Linked DNA regions of Homo sapiens: all the other regions are linked to region 3. Evidence: chromatin contacts called from ENCODE Hi-C or POLR2A ChIA-PET data. All regions are on one chromosome and are shown on one strand. The core of a region is the stretch at or near the end of the contact, and the rest is flanking DNA. Distances in the headings are between cores, read along the strand shown.

Evidence for each region. A loop is a pair of places that touch in the nucleus more often than their neighbours do. ChIA-PET counts read pairs that join two places held with the same protein, here RNA polymerase II (POLR2A). Pooled maps may share reads with other maps.
Region 1: a pooled map shows a loop between it and region 3 (3-fold over the local background). The contact joins the enhancer-like site here to the promoter of ZNF354B in region 3. A Hi-C loop is called at or near these places in 2 of 50 pooled maps. POLR2A ChIA-PET finds 5 or more read pairs at or near these places in 2 of 52 experiments (OCI-LY7 and activated CD4-positive, alpha-beta T cell).
Region 2: a loop to region 3 is called in a pooled map, with 18 times the contacts of the local background. The contact joins the enhancer-like site here to the promoter of ZNF354B in region 3. A Hi-C loop is called at or near these places in 4 of 50 pooled maps. POLR2A ChIA-PET finds 5 or more read pairs at or near these places in 2 of 52 experiments (Caco-2 and activated CD4-positive, alpha-beta T cell).

Annotation. Positions count from the first base shown.
Region 1 is chr5:178,459,506-178,464,236 of GRCh38, forward strand. All of the region lies in intron 2 of COL23A1 (collagen type XXIII alpha 1 chain), which reads right to left. LOC124901148 (a long non-coding RNA gene) reads right to left here. Exons shown (of 2, transcript XR_007059080.1): 1 at 1-4,731. Among named protein-coding and RNA genes, the nearest start is that of COL23A1, 130 kb to the right of the region's middle. RefSeq lists an enhancer at 4,321-4,731. Within about 2 kb of position 1,791, at least 6 of the 41 ENCODE cell types and tissues checked have a DNase peak (open chromatin) inside an H3K27ac peak, as active enhancers do.
Region 2 is chr5:178,480,208-178,485,082 of GRCh38, forward strand. The region is part of intron 2 of COL23A1 (collagen type XXIII alpha 1 chain); the gene reads right to left. Among named protein-coding and RNA genes, the nearest start is that of COL23A1, 110 kb to the right of the region's middle. Within about 2 kb of position 3,609, at least 4 of the 41 ENCODE cell types and tissues checked have a DNase peak (open chromatin) inside an H3K27ac peak, as active enhancers do.
Region 3 is chr5:178,857,348-178,862,227 of GRCh38, forward strand. ZNF354B (zinc finger protein 354B) reads left to right here and starts at 2,606. Exons shown (of 5, transcript NM_058230.3): 1 at 2,606-2,780; 2 at 3,650-3,733. The coding sequence starts at 3,701. RefSeq lists enhancers at 2,456-3,188, 2,473-2,672 and silencers at 2,813-3,012, 3,093-3,172.

The DNA.
Region 1 (4,731 bases), core at 541-3,040, 400 kb before region 3:
AATCTCAGCACTTTGGGAGGCCAAGGCAGGTGGATCACCTGAGGTCAGGAGTTTGAGACCAGCCTGGACAACGTGGTGAAACCTCATTTCTACTAAAAATACAAAACTTAGTCGGGCGTGGTGGCGTGCACCTATAATCCCAGCTACTTGGGAGGCTGAGGCAGGAGAATCGCTTGAACCCAGGAGTTGGAGGTTGCAGTGAGCTGAGATTGTGTCACTGCATTACAGCCTGGGTGACAAAGCAAGATGCTGTCTCAAAAAATTAATATAAAAAGGGTTAGAAGACATTTCAAATAAGATTTTTTTCCCTAAACAATTTAATGACATGGAGAAATGTTCATGATATGGCCAGGATGGAAAAAAGCTACAAAACTAATAGAGAGTGTTCTGTCTTGTTATACGCACACATACAATTTTGAAGCCAAAAGAAGAAAATTCAATACGATGTTAATAACAACTGTTATCTCTTTATGGTGGTATAATGGGTGTTTTTAAAATCTCCTTCTTTATATTTTCTGTTTTCTATTATGTGTATGCCTTAGTTTATAATTATAGAAATAGATTTTTAAAAGCATCGAACCTGGGATTTGTTAGGGAAAGCCCAGCTGTGATGTTCATAGTGTGTTTATTTCTGCTTTTCCTAATCACTTCCAACAGTCTCCTGAACAGCCAAGAACTCAGAGGATTTGCCATGCAGAACCCCCAGATTTTATCAACTAAACAATTCACAGCAGACCTACTACAGAAGCACCTTCCCCAGGCACAGACAGATGGCACCCACAGTTCTTTACCCCAAGGGGAAAATAACCACAAAGAAAAAAGCCCTTGGCAAAGATGAGCATGGCACTGCCCATCCCAGTAGGATGGACCAGCCGTCTAGCCACCGAGACAGGGCAGTGCCAGGTGGGCTGCTGGGATCTGTAAGGAAAGCTCTGTCAAGTGGAGAAAATAATCCTAATAACCTGTTCATCCAAACTGGGAAACATCATCTGGGCTCTCAGAAGAGCTTCTGTGAGAGGGCGAAATAGTAAAAGATGTCCAAATCCTGGTGTGGCTCTCTCCTCTTCTAGACGGGAAAACAGCTTTCAGGTTCCCACTGTTGAGCAGCCTCGGCTTCCCAGATGCTTTCCATGCAGTCTGACAAGTATCCCACCCTAGCTGGCTGCCTTTTGCTTCCAGTGAAAATCCACGGAATCCCTTTGCCCTGCTTTTCTTATCTTATGCCTGTTCCCCTGGCATGCATGGACATTTTTTGGCCTCCACATTTTATAAAAGGTCTTACCAGCCGTATGTTGCTAGGATATATGGACAAAAATAAAAAAACAAGCCCCAGACCATGCTGCCCTGTGGTCTTCAGTCAGTGCGGGAGGGAAGAGAGACACCCAAGATTGCCCCTTCCCCTATTCTATAACATTCAAGTTGTGGGGGTCTCAGCTCATGCCCCCATTTTTTTTAAACGTAAAGAAATAAATAGCATAAACTCCCATGGGAAAGTCGGATGGCAGCCCTTTAAGAGAGCTGCCCTCTAAGGCAGGTTGGGGAACAGAAACAAGCCACTTTACATTTTTGGCAGCAGGACCAGGGGACTTCCACGAAATTGTGCAGAGATGGGAACTGGCTGCAGCCCAGGAGCCGAATTCCTCGTGCTGCTTCGCCCCTCAAGAACAAGTCACTTCTCCCAACCTTGTGGCCACAAGGACTCTCCACAGGAGCATCAGTGTGTGCCCAGGCTGGCCACCGCCACGAGTCCAGCCTGGCCATGTCCTGGTGACCTCTCCTAGCTGTAATGGCTGTTTCCACCACAAGGGGCAGCCGCGGCAAAGACAGGCCCATCACCCACAGGCCTGGAAGAGGAGCTGAGTAGAGTCAGGCCAAGGGACCTGCCATCCCCAGTGCCTCTAGCTTTCTCAAACTGGGCTCTAGCAGTCGCTGGGCCTGGTTAGCCACAGGGAGAGTCCACCCAAGGAGGGCCTATTCGGCATCATGGTGAGCAGGCAATGCCCTCTGAAAGTACAAACCATTTTTTAATAGCTTAGATAACTGTGGGAATGCTTTGAGGGTATTTTAAATGATTTGTCTACTTGGAGAGACCGGAGTAGCCAGCATGCAACAGTCCTTACAAACAGAAGCTCCTGCTGGCTCACGGCCTTGGGCAATTTGCCTCAGTCTCCTCACCTGTAATACAAGGTAGAGAACCATATTCACCTAACAGGGAGTTTGTGAGAGGATAAAATGAAGTCTTGGCAAGCACACAACATGTTCTCCGTACATATTGAGGACACTGGTAGGGTTTTTTATCCTATTCGAAATAACAGGGGTTCAAGACAGCAATGGCATGTTGGAGGAAAATATAGGGGTGCAAATTGGAGAACACAGACAATGAATTCTACACAAGTTCAAGAACAGAAGGAAATGTCAGGGAAGAGGCGGATGAGTTGTGGTACTTCAAGGAGCTGCCGCGAAAGTTCCTGCCCAGGCAATCAGACGGTGCACTGCAAATTGGTTTTGAGTTGGTGAGTTTGCACAGCACTGTGTTCTTGGCACCCAGCACAGCTGCTGGCTCATAGTAGGAGCTTATTAAGCATTTTGGAAGGATGGGAGGAGGGGCTTGTGATATAAGTAGCCATCTACTCAACATTTCCTCTGTGCCATGCATGGTAAACATTTCCACATAATTTAACTCTGGTTTTATTACTGTCATTTCACAGATGACATGGAGTCTCCAAGAGGTTCCCCCCCACCCAGCAATCAGGCCCAATCCCCAACACAGCTTTTAAACAAAAGCAGCTGAGGCATTTACTCTGGTCAGTAATGAAAATTCAACATTCTTCTGTCACTGATGTAACTTATAGGGTGCTTTTCATATTGATTCCTTTTATCTTTGCATTTGAGGCTAAGATAAACCTGTATGCATTTAACTTACTTCAGTCATTTAAAGGAATAAAGAACAAAAGAGAAGAATCTGTATTAAATCAGGCACAACAAGAGGAAGCATTTTTAACAAAACATTATGTTAAGAGCTTCGAGTTTCTATAAATCACCCCCATTGAGTAATCCCCAAATTACTATTGTTGTGCTATTCAGTATCCTCCATCCATAACAGCTGATGAAAATGCACGACCAGGCCAAATACAAAGGTAGAACAATTTTTTAACTTAATTTTGACTCTGCATTACTGAAACAACAAAAACAAAAAAATCAAAACCTTCCGGGATTTAACAAATTTAACTACAAATTACGAGTCAGATCCTCTCAACAATTAGATGCCTGTAGCAAAAGAACGTTTCCCACATCAAATTTCCCAGATTTTTCATTAACAAATGTCCCCATGGTTCCGTCTTCAGAGCTGGAGCCAAAATGGAAACTGGTGTGAAACTTGGTGAAAATTTACGGACAGCAGATGACTGCGGAACGAGGAGGAGAGAAACAGGAAGGCGGCGTTTGCTCTTTATTTGGAATAATTAGCAAAGCAGAACCAGCTGAAGGCTGGCACCATGTACCTTACCCAAAGGTTGCAAGGGCTGGAATGTGCAAAGGCCACGTCAGCAGATGGTTAGGTGCAATTTCACGCCTCACCGCGCAGCGACACAAAGGGAACTATTTTTTTAAGTGCATCTGAACTTCAGCAGCACGGATGGGCTTTTTTGCTCCAAAGATTCCAGTTATCTTGAGAGCTGCATACCCTTAAGCTACAAGCACCGTTTTTACTTCAGGCTAGGTAAGATGCAAGTAAATTAAGGATTTCTTTCTATTCTTTCCAGAAAATAAATAAGCATTTTTGAATTTTAAGTGTTTCAGAAAACTGCTTTTCATCAGATGTGTGGAAATAAGTTTCTTTTCTGAGAAAGGTCAAGATGTATGTGGATTTGGTATTCTCTTCCTGGGCTGAGGCCGTGAGGTGGAGTGAAACTGTTACCGGGTCTGGAAAGGTGTGGGAGTAGGATGGGAGGAAAGGGCAGGAAAAGATGCAGGAAAAACCACAATAATCACGATAATAGGAGCACTCCCTGCATGCCACACCTTGTCCCCCGCACTTTGGAAACCGCCACTGGGACCCCAACCTATGAGGCAGGTATTGTTAGTGTCTCTGCTTTGCCGATGAGGATGCCAGGGGAGAAGAAGTTGATGAACTCACTCCGTCACACAGCTGAGAGGCGAGCGGGACACAGGCTTCCCCAAGGATGCTTTCCAAATGTGCACGGTGGCCCCCAGCCCTGCCGCGGTGTAAACACAGGGGGTCTGGATGGGAACGGACGTTTTGTTTATAAACAAGGAAGAGCTCAAACATCTGGTCCTCCCTTTGTGGCTGCGGACACTGTGCAGGTATGAGCCCTTTGGCCTGCCTGGTCCATGCAGCGTAAATACCAGGAGGCCTGCTGCTCTTCAGAAACCAGCCTGGGCGTGCAGAGACCTCAGGCTGCAGAACGAACCTCTTGTTGTGGGCCTCCCGGCCGGGCGTGAGCACAACCACAGGCTCATGGGGAGAAATCTGCCGCCTCCCCAACACCAGTTGGCAGGAGCTGTTCACCTACCCCCTTTTACTGCCGTAACATACACATAACACAAAATGTACCATCTTAACTACGTTTAAGCGTACAGCTCAGCGGCATTAAGTGCATCCGCGATACCTTGTGGCCATCACCACGTCGACTGCCAGAGCTCTTTCATCTTCCCAAACTGAAATGCTATACCCATTAAACACTAACTCCCGATTCGGCACTCCCACAGCCC
Region 2 (4,875 bases), core at 2,359-4,858, 380 kb before region 3:
GTTGATGATAATTGTTGAAGCTGGGGGAGGAATCCAAAGATTATTCTCCAAACCAAACCAAACTAAAACTCTGCCTCCCTCAGACAGGTCAGGTTCCAGACCCGGACTCTGGAGGTCCTAATCCTGCTGCCCTGGATCCACCGGTCACCTCGGAGTCTTCACAGTTTCCCTCCGCAGGAGCCAGAAGGAGTTCTCAAATAGTGAAATGCTGGTGCAGGGCCCAGTCTCCCAGAGCTCCTGAACCTGGTGCACCTCCCACCCGCAAGCCCATCCCAAGATCCCACTAACACCATTGCAACCCAGTTTGAAAGCACCAGGCCTGTGAGCATTCTTTCATTATTAACAATTGAAAATGACCCCAGATATTTTTCAGCCTCCTGCTTTGCATGGCACGTCTCTGTGTTGTCTCATATGCAGTCAGCAGTGGTGTCTCCCTTATGCTGTGTTCAACAGCTCAAACCCAAAAGGAAACTTCACAGGGAAAATGAACAAGGTAAGTCAAAATGTAATGGTCACGGATAATACCTACTCTAGGTATCTAGTCAACAAGGATGCAAAAAGCCTGCTTTTCACAGGTTGGACTGTGTGAATCCATCTTTGTATAATATGTCAGGGATATCCACAGACATTCTTAACATCAACATTAAATGTGGGCTGGGCTGGCACGGTGGCTCACGGCTGTAATCCCAGCACTTTAGGAGGCTGAGGTGGGAGGATCACTTGAGGCCAGGAGTTCGAGACCAGCCTGGCCAATGTGGTGAAACCTTGTCTCTATTAAAAATACAAAAAAATTAGCTGGGCATGGTAGCACACACCTGTAATCCCAGCTACTCAGGAGGCTAAGGCATGAACATTGCTTGAACCCGGGAGGCGGAGGCTGCAGCGAGCCGAGATCGCACCACTGCACTCCAGAGACTGTCTCTCAAAAAAAAAAAAAAAAAAAGAAAGAAAGAAAATGTGACTTACAAGCTTTCCCTCAGAGTTGTGAAGGAAAGAAAAAACAATGTGACCATAATAAAAATTACTTAATATAGATCAATGACCTAAACTTAAGAGTAAAAACTATAAAACTCTTAGAAGAAAACATAGGGGAAAATTTTCATGACACTGGATTTGGCAAATAATTTCTTGGATATGACACACAGCAGAAGAAAAAACAGATAAGCTGAACATCATCAAAATTAAAAACTTTTGTGTATCAAAGGACACTACTGAGAGAGTATAAAGACAACCCAGAGAATTTGCAAGTCATATATCTGATAAGTGATTAATAACCAGAACATATAAAGAACTCTGACAACTCAATAACAAAAACAAAACAAAACAAAACAACCCAATTAAAAAATGGGCAAAGAGCTTAAATAGACATTTATACCTGGTCAAGGTATACAAATGCCCAGTAAACACGTGAAAAGATGCTCAATATTATTAGCCATTAGGGAAACGTAAATCAAAACCACAAGATACCACTTCATACCCATTAGTATAGCTATGATTAAAAAGAGGGAAAATGACAGCATGGATGAGAATTCGGGGAAGTTGGTGCATGACTGCTGGGCATTAAAAATGGTGCAGCTGCCACCTATGTTCTCAGTCATAGGTGGGAATTGAACAGTGAGAACACTTGGACACAGGATGGGGAACATCACACACCAGGCCTGTCATGGGGTCGGGGGAGGGGGGAGGGATAGCATTAGAAGATATACCTAATGTAAATGACGAGTTGATGGGTGCAGCACACCAACATGGCACATGTATACATATGTAACAAACCTGCGTGTTGTGTACATGTACCCTAAAACTTAAAGTATAATTAAAAAAAAAAAAAGGCGCAGCTGCTGTGGAAAACAATTTGGTAGTTTCTCAAAAAGTCAGACACAGAATTACTATATGATCCAGAAATTCCACTCCTAGGTATATTCCCAAAAGACACAGATAGTTTTATACCAACGTTCACAGCAGCACTATTTACAACAGCCAAAAGGTTAACAACCCAAATATCCATCAACAGATGAATAACCAATTGTGGTGTATACATACAGTGGAATATTATTCAGCCTTAAATGGGAATGAAGTTCTGATACATGCTACTAGATAGACAGATGAACCTTGAAGGTATTTTGCTAATGAGCTTTTGAAAGAAGCCAGACACAAAAGGACAGATATTTTATGATTCCTTTTATATGCAGTATCTAGAGTAGGCAAACTCATATAGACAGAAAGTAGAACGGGGGCGGGGCAAAGAGGGGATTGGGGAATTATCGTTTAATGGGTATGGAGTTTCAGTTGGGGAAGATGAAGAAAAAGGTTCTGAGATGGATGGTGGTGATGGCTGAACAACAATGTGAATGCAGTTAATGCCACTGACCTGTACTTTTAAAAATGGTTACAATAGACTTAGGCTGGCCGGGCGTGGTGGCCCACACCTGTAATCCCAGCACTCTAAGAGGCCGAGGAGGGCAGATCACGAGGTCAGGAGATCGAGACCATCCTGGCTAACATGGTGAAACCCCGTTGCTACCGTCGCTACTAAAACTACAAAAAATCGGCCGGGCGTGGTGGCGGGTGCCTGTAGTCCCAGCTATTCAGGAGGCTGAGGCAGGAGAATGGTGTGAGCCTGGGAGGCAGAGCTTGCAGTGAGCAGAGATCGCGCCACTGCACTCCTGCCTGGGCAACAGAGAGAGACTCCATCTCAAAAAAAAAAGAAAAAAGAAAAGACTTAGGCTTAGTGGTGCCTGCCTGTAGTCCCAGCTACTTGGGAGGCTAAGGCAGGAGGATTGCTTGAGCCCAAGAGGCTGAGGCTGCAGTGAGTTATGATCACACCACTGCACACCAGCCTGGGAAACAGAGTAAGACTCTGTCTCGAAAAGAAAAAGAAAAAAAAAACTAAAATGTCATATTTTATGTTATGTACATTGTGCCAAAATTTTAAAATGTGAATAGGATAAATAAGCAGGTCACTGATGACCATCTTAAGGCAATGTTATGCAGATATCTAGAGTTAAATATTTGCATGTAATTTCACACAGTTCTTCAAATGAGTCCCTTTTGAATTACTGGGGAGATAAGTATATGGAGAAGGCATTAGATGCCACATAAAACTGAGGAATTAAAAAAAAAAATCTTGAATGGTAGGAATCTTGGTGCTAGAGGCATCCCTAGAAAGACACTGTCAGAATTCCGCTCCAAGAAACAAAAGACCTCCGGGAATCCACTCGCCCTCAAGACACAGCATTTCTAGATTCTCTCTGCTCACATCTTCCCCTTCTCCTGGCTTTCCAGCACCCCAGCTGACTACAACTCAGAAGTGGGAAGGCACATGTGAAAAAATTATGAGTTCCAGTCTTTAAAAATTATTACAGTTTTAAATAATTACATAAAAATATTTACGTTTCCCGAGTCAAACCTAAAAACCACAAGGCATGTTCAGAAAAGCTTCACTTCTATTCCTAGGCATGAAGCCCTCTCCCATACTTGTTTTCTTTCCTTTTCTTTGGATTTTATTTGGGTTTCTCCCTCCAGTATTAGGTTACGGGGCCCATCTCCAATGCGGCCATCTTTACCCACAAAGCACGTGGAGCCCGTGCAGCGGGGTTCCTCTTCAAAGAAAACTGTGATGCTGTCAGCAGGAAGTGCACAAAGAAAAGGGATGTACACACTCAGCAACGCGCACTTGCTTCCTTTCACTACAGAGCACATTTTACTGGGTACCGGCTCTGTGCTAGGCAAGATTTTTTTTTTTTCTTTGAGGCAGAGTTTCACTCTCATTGCCCAGGCTGGAGTGCAATGGCATGATCTCGGCTCTCTGCAACCTCCCAGGTTCAAGCGATTCTCCTGCCTCAGTCTTCTGAGTAGCTGGGATTATATGCCACCACATCTGCCTAATTTTTGTATTTTTAGTAGAGATGGGGTTTCACCGTGTTGGCCAGGCTGGTCTTGAACTCGACCTCAGGTGATCCGCCTACCTCAGCCTCCCAAAGTGCTGGGATTACAGGTGTGAGCCACCACGCCCAACCAAGATTTTCAAAAGAAGTTTGTTTTCATTTTTTCTGTTTTGGGGATTATTCTAATGTTAAATCTATTAAAAATTAAGCAAGGCACAATGCACCAAAGAAAATTAACAGCATTTTGTTGAAAGAACGAAGATTGGGTGTCCCTCAAGGATGGCTCCGAGGTCCCCTCTCAGAAGCCCTTCTTGATTTACCCCACAGAGTTAGCTGTCCCCTCATCCTAGGATCCTCATGCAAGAGACCACTAGCAGTGACCATGGGACATTATGACTGTTTATGTGACTAGTGTGTCTGGCTCCCGAAACTGTAAGAACAGTGAGGCCGGGCCGGGCGTGGTGGCTCACGCCTGTAATCCCAGCACTTTAGGAGGCCGAGGTGGGCGGATCACGAGGTCGGGAGATTGAGACCATCCTGGCTAACACGGTGAAACCCCGTCTCTAGTAAAAATACAAAAATCAGCCAGGCGTGGTGGTGGGTGCCTGTAGTCCCAGCTGCTCAGGAGGCTGAGGCAGGAGAATGGTGTGAACCTGGGAGGTGGAGGTTGCAGTGAGCTGAGATCGCGCCACTGTACTCCAGCCTGGGTGAAAGAGCAAGACTCTGTCTCAAAAAAAAAAAAAAAAAAAAAAGAGCAGTGAGGCCAGACACAATGGTTTCTTTCTTTCTGATAAATAAAAGCCCATATTTGTAAAGAGTCCAGCATATCGGAAGTGTCCCTTAGATGTTAGGTTCTGGCCAAGGACCCCCAGTGCCTAGCAAAGTGGGCATCCAATAAATGTGGGTTGAACAGACAAATAAATTTAGAGGACTTCGCTTACGGCTCTGGCAATCTTGACCTAAAAAATTAATGAAATGTGTAAAAATGTAC
Region 3 (4,880 bases), core at 1,356-3,855:
CTGGGCTCAAGCAGTTGTCCCACCTCAGCCTCCCAAAGTGCTGGGATTATAGGCATGTGCCACCACGCCTGGATAATTTTGTATTTTTAGTAGAGATGGGGTTTCACTATGTTGGTCAGCCTGGTCTGACCTCAGGTCATCCACCCACTTGGGCCTCCCAAAGTGCTGGGATTACAGGCATGAGCCACTGTGCCCAGCTGAGAAAGGATTTGTTTATTTATTTATTTGAGACAGAGTCTCGCTCTGTTGCCCAGGCTGGAATGCAGTGGTACAATCTCAGCTCACTGAAACCTCTGCCCTCCTGGGTTCAAGAGAGTCTCCTGCCTCAGTCTCCTGAGTAGCTGGGATTACAGGCGTGCCCCACCACGCCTGGCTAGTTTTTGTATTTTTAGTAGAGACGGGGTTTCACCATGTTGGCCAGGCTGGTCTCAAACCCCTGGCCTCAAGTGATGCACTTGCCTCAGCTTCTCAAAGTGCTGGGATTACAGGTGTGAGCCACCACACCCGACTGGAGGAAGGATTTTTATGGAAGACAGCAACACATTCGGCTTTGTGCTGAGAAGCAGAGTGTAGAAGAAAAACAGTAGATACTGGAAAAGGAGTCAAAAGCCATATGGTTTAGGGCCCACAACAAGGATTCTGGCTTTCACTCTAATTGCAAAGAGAAGACAATAAAACATCTCATTTTTGTTAAAAAATCTTTTTTACACCAGGCATAGTGGCTCACGCCTGTAATCCCAGCACTTTGGGAGGCCGAGGCGGGAGGATCACTTGAGCCTAGGCGTTTGAGACCAGCCTGGGCAACATAGTGAGACCCCGTCTCTCAAAAACAAAAACAAACAACAACAACAACAACAAAAAAAAACAGAAGCAGCAGCTTGTGGAAGTGTAGAGTAGTGTAGAGAGAGATAACAGGGCCTTGCACTGGGCAAGCAACCATGGAAGGACACCTGCAGTTCATGGCAACAGGGTGGGCGTGGCTCTACAAGTAAGGGACAGTTGTGCCATATGGAATTACCTATATGGGAAGATTGGTAATTAACACACAGGGAAATCACCATGCTACTTTCTTCTATGATTTTGACTATTTTAGATTCTACGTGTAAATGAAATAATGCAGTATTTGTATTTCTGTGCCTTCTTTATTTCACTTAACATAATGTCCTCCGGGTTCATCCATATTGTCACATATGTCAGGATTTCTTTATTTTTTTAAGGCAGAATAATATTCCTTTGTGTATATAAACACATTGTGGCCGGGCTCGGTGGCTCACGCCTGTAATCCGAGCACTTTGGGAGGCCGAGGAGGGTGGATCACGAGGTCAGAAGTTCAAGACCAGCCTGGTGAAGATGGTGAAACCCCATCTCTATTAAAACTACAAAAATTAGCTGGGCGTGGTCGCGGGTGCCTGTAATCCCTGCTACTTGGGAGACTGAGGCAGAGAACTGCTTGAACCTGGAAGGCGGAGGTGGCAGTGAGCCAAGATTGCGCCATTGCACTCCAGCCTGGGTGACAGAGCAAGACACCGTCCCAAACAAACAAACAAACAAAACATTTCCTTTATCTATTCATCCATCAACAGATAGTTGTTTCCATATCTTGGCCATGGTGAATAATGTTGCAGCTAACATGGGAGTGCAGGTATCTCACGGAGTTTCACTTCCTCTGGATCTATAGCCAGAAATGGGATTGGTGGATCCTAATGTAGCTCTAGTTATAATTTTTTGAGGAACCTCTATACCGTTTTCTGTAATGATTGTACCAATTTACATCCTTTTGATAGTGGCCATCCTAATGGAGGTGCAGTGATTTCTCATTGAGTTTGGGTTTATATTTCTCTTATACCTAGAGATGTTTACCATCTTTTTATATGCTTGTTGCTCATTGCTCATTTGTATATCTTCATTGGAGAATTGCCTATTCAAGTCCTTTGTCCATTTTAAAATCAGGTTATTTGGTTTTGTTATTGTTGTTGAGTTGTAAAAGTTCCATATAAATCCAGGATACATTGCAAATCAGATATATGATATGTAAGCATTTTCGTCTATTCTGTAGATTGCCTTTGTTTCCTTTGATTAGCCAAAGTTTTTAAGTTTGATGTAGTCCCATTTGTCTATTTTTGCTGTTATCTGTGCTTCTGATGTCATATTCAAGAAATCATTGCCATCTCCAACATCCTGAAGTTTTTTCCCTTTTTACTTTAGTAATTTATAAAATAATTTGGTCTCACATTTAGGTTTTTAATCAATTTTGAGTTAATTTTTATGTATGGTGTACGGTCAGGGTACAGGCTCATCTTTTGCACGTGGAAATCCAGCTTTGTCAACATCTTTTGCAGGGGATTTTCCTTTCCCAATTGTGTAGTAGTTGTTTTCGTGCCGCCCACGCCATCCTGAAATTCACACACAGAGTTGCAAGTTACTGCCCTCCGGGAACCTCCCCTTCTCTTCCGAAGAACCAGGAACCCGGGGCTCTACAGCTCACCCGGGCCCTCTCATAGGTCTGGGCGCCTAACAGCTCAGCTGCGACCTCGCCTCAAACGCGTGGAACTACACTTCCCAGAAAGCCAGCGTCCTCCCGTGGACTCCATTTCCTAGAGGCCTTAGCGGCCGCCTTGCTCCTCTAGGTCCCAGGCGCTCTGCGGAGCTTTCGCTGCCCGGTGAGCGGCGCCGGGCTTGAGGTCGCCCAGACGTCGGAGGAGCCGGGTCACGAGGCTGGAGCTTCCTGCTTGCAGAGTGCGGCGGGGAGGCGCGGCCCGGGAACGCGGGATCCTGGGGAGGTGAGCGGCATGGCTGGCTGTGCCGGGAGGAGGCGGCGCCTGGCGCCAGGGCGACCTGAGGCCGCGGGGCTCCGAGGGCCTCTGTGGGCGCGGGGGGGCACCCCCGCGTCTGTCACCGGCCCCCGCGCCAGGACTTGGACTCTCGCCCCTCACGGGCCGCTCCGGTGCCGCTGCCGACGCCCCTGCCTCTGGCTCGCGCCGCCCGCCGTGAACGCGGGGCCAGGCGTTTCCTCCCGGGCCCACCCTGCGCGCGCCGTGTGGGCCTCGCGGACTCGGGGCGCCGGGACCCCGAGCGCAGGGCAGAGGCAGCCGGGCCCGGTTTCTGAGTCAGTCCCCAGGACGGCCACTCCTCCTGCCTCGGGACACCCAGCGCTTTCCTCTTCAAAGCCGTTTTCCGTGGAGTCGGGAGACGATTCGTTGGCGGGAGAGAGAGGAACCGGCTGGGAAAGGCTTGAGGCGGAGGGAAGTCGTCCCGGGGCCGTCGTGGTGGGAGTCCCGGCCCGCCTCGCAGCGGCGTGAACGGGGCAGGTGCCCCGGCGCTGCCTCAGTTTCCTGAGCGGTGCAGTGGGTGCTGGCAGTGCCAGCTGGCGCCGAGGAACTCAGCGGCGTGGGGCGAGCCCTGGCCCTGGTGGGCTCAGCGGGTCGCTGCTGCCACTGCGGGTCCAGCGTCCCCTCCGTAAGCCCCAAGCCTGTGGGGCCTGGGCCTGGCCGGGCGGCCCAGCGCTGCTCTGGTCCGCGGGCTCCTGGCTCCTCCCGAATCCCTGTGAGGGCGCGCGGGGTCCTTCTCAGCGGGAGTCGGGGTTTTAGAGCTGCGGATTCCAGGGCTGGAAAGCAGAAGGGGTTCTTCCTGGCTCCCTTTTTCTTCTCAGATCTGCCTTCTGGAGACTGCGCCGTCCTCCCGGGAGAGCCAGAAAGAGGACATGGCTGCTGGGCAGCGGGAAGCGAGGCCCCAGGTGAGCTCATTGCCCTCCCAGATCCCAGTGGATGGATTTTCCCCACTAACTGGAGTTCTTCACCCGGGACCATCTCCAGCCAGGATGGAGCCCAAGTCCTTTTCTCTTGGAGGAGCTGGTCCGCCCTCATGACTGGTGGATTCTGTAGGGAGGACCACCCACCCTCCCCACCCGTGTCTAGTGGTTTTTAATTAACAGTTTGTTCACGAATCTTCATCCATTGTGTGACTAGTTTGACAAGTAAGATACCACAAGTCTGTCTGTCACTAAGAGCAAACGTACACACGTGGGAAAAATCCCTGCCTCCTCCACTCACCCATGTCTCCGTTCCTGTCCTTCGCAGGAATACTTTCTCTTTTCACCCCTGAGAATCCTCATAACACCACCCCTTCCCCAGGCTTCTCCAACGCATCGTTGTTAGTTTTTTGTCCCTCTTAACTTTGTGAATCATATTCTTTGCTTGTATCACTGTCTTGAAATCTATTGTAGACCGTTTTCATTTTTGTGTAGTGGGAATGAGGAGGCCACCCTTTCTAGTTGAGACGAGAGTGAACAGAGTTGGAGAGGTCGCTTGACTCGCAGGACACAGAAGACCCCTCAGCTAGCGGCAGGAAGGGTTTCATGGGATAGCAATAGTGCAGAGGCAGCGTAGGTGGTAGTTAGGAAGTAGGGCTGTTAAGCCAGATGGCAGCGTTTTAACCCATCTCCTCTGTTGCTGTTTGTGGGCCTTGGGCTTCACCTCTCTGTGCCTCAGTTTTCTCACCTGTAAAATGGGAATAACAGCCGTGCCCACCTCCCAGCGTAGATGAAGGGATCACATGAGTTAGTGTGTGGAAAGTGTTCGGATCAGGGCTGGGCACTGAGTAGTTACTGCTCAGCATATGGTGGTTGTGTTTGCTGAGTGACATTATTGTCTTAATATATTAATGTTAATGTTGGTAGATAGAAACTGCTGTACAATGTGTTTAGGACCCAGACGATGTTATCCTTTATTCATTTTTTTATCTAACAATACTAATGTCCACCGAGTGTCTAGCATACCAGGGAATGGGCTGAGGGCTTTACATTTGTTCTCTCACTCGCACAGTAGCACAACAATTACAATTCTTGTTTTACATGTGAGGAAACTGAGGCTCAGAAAAGTTAA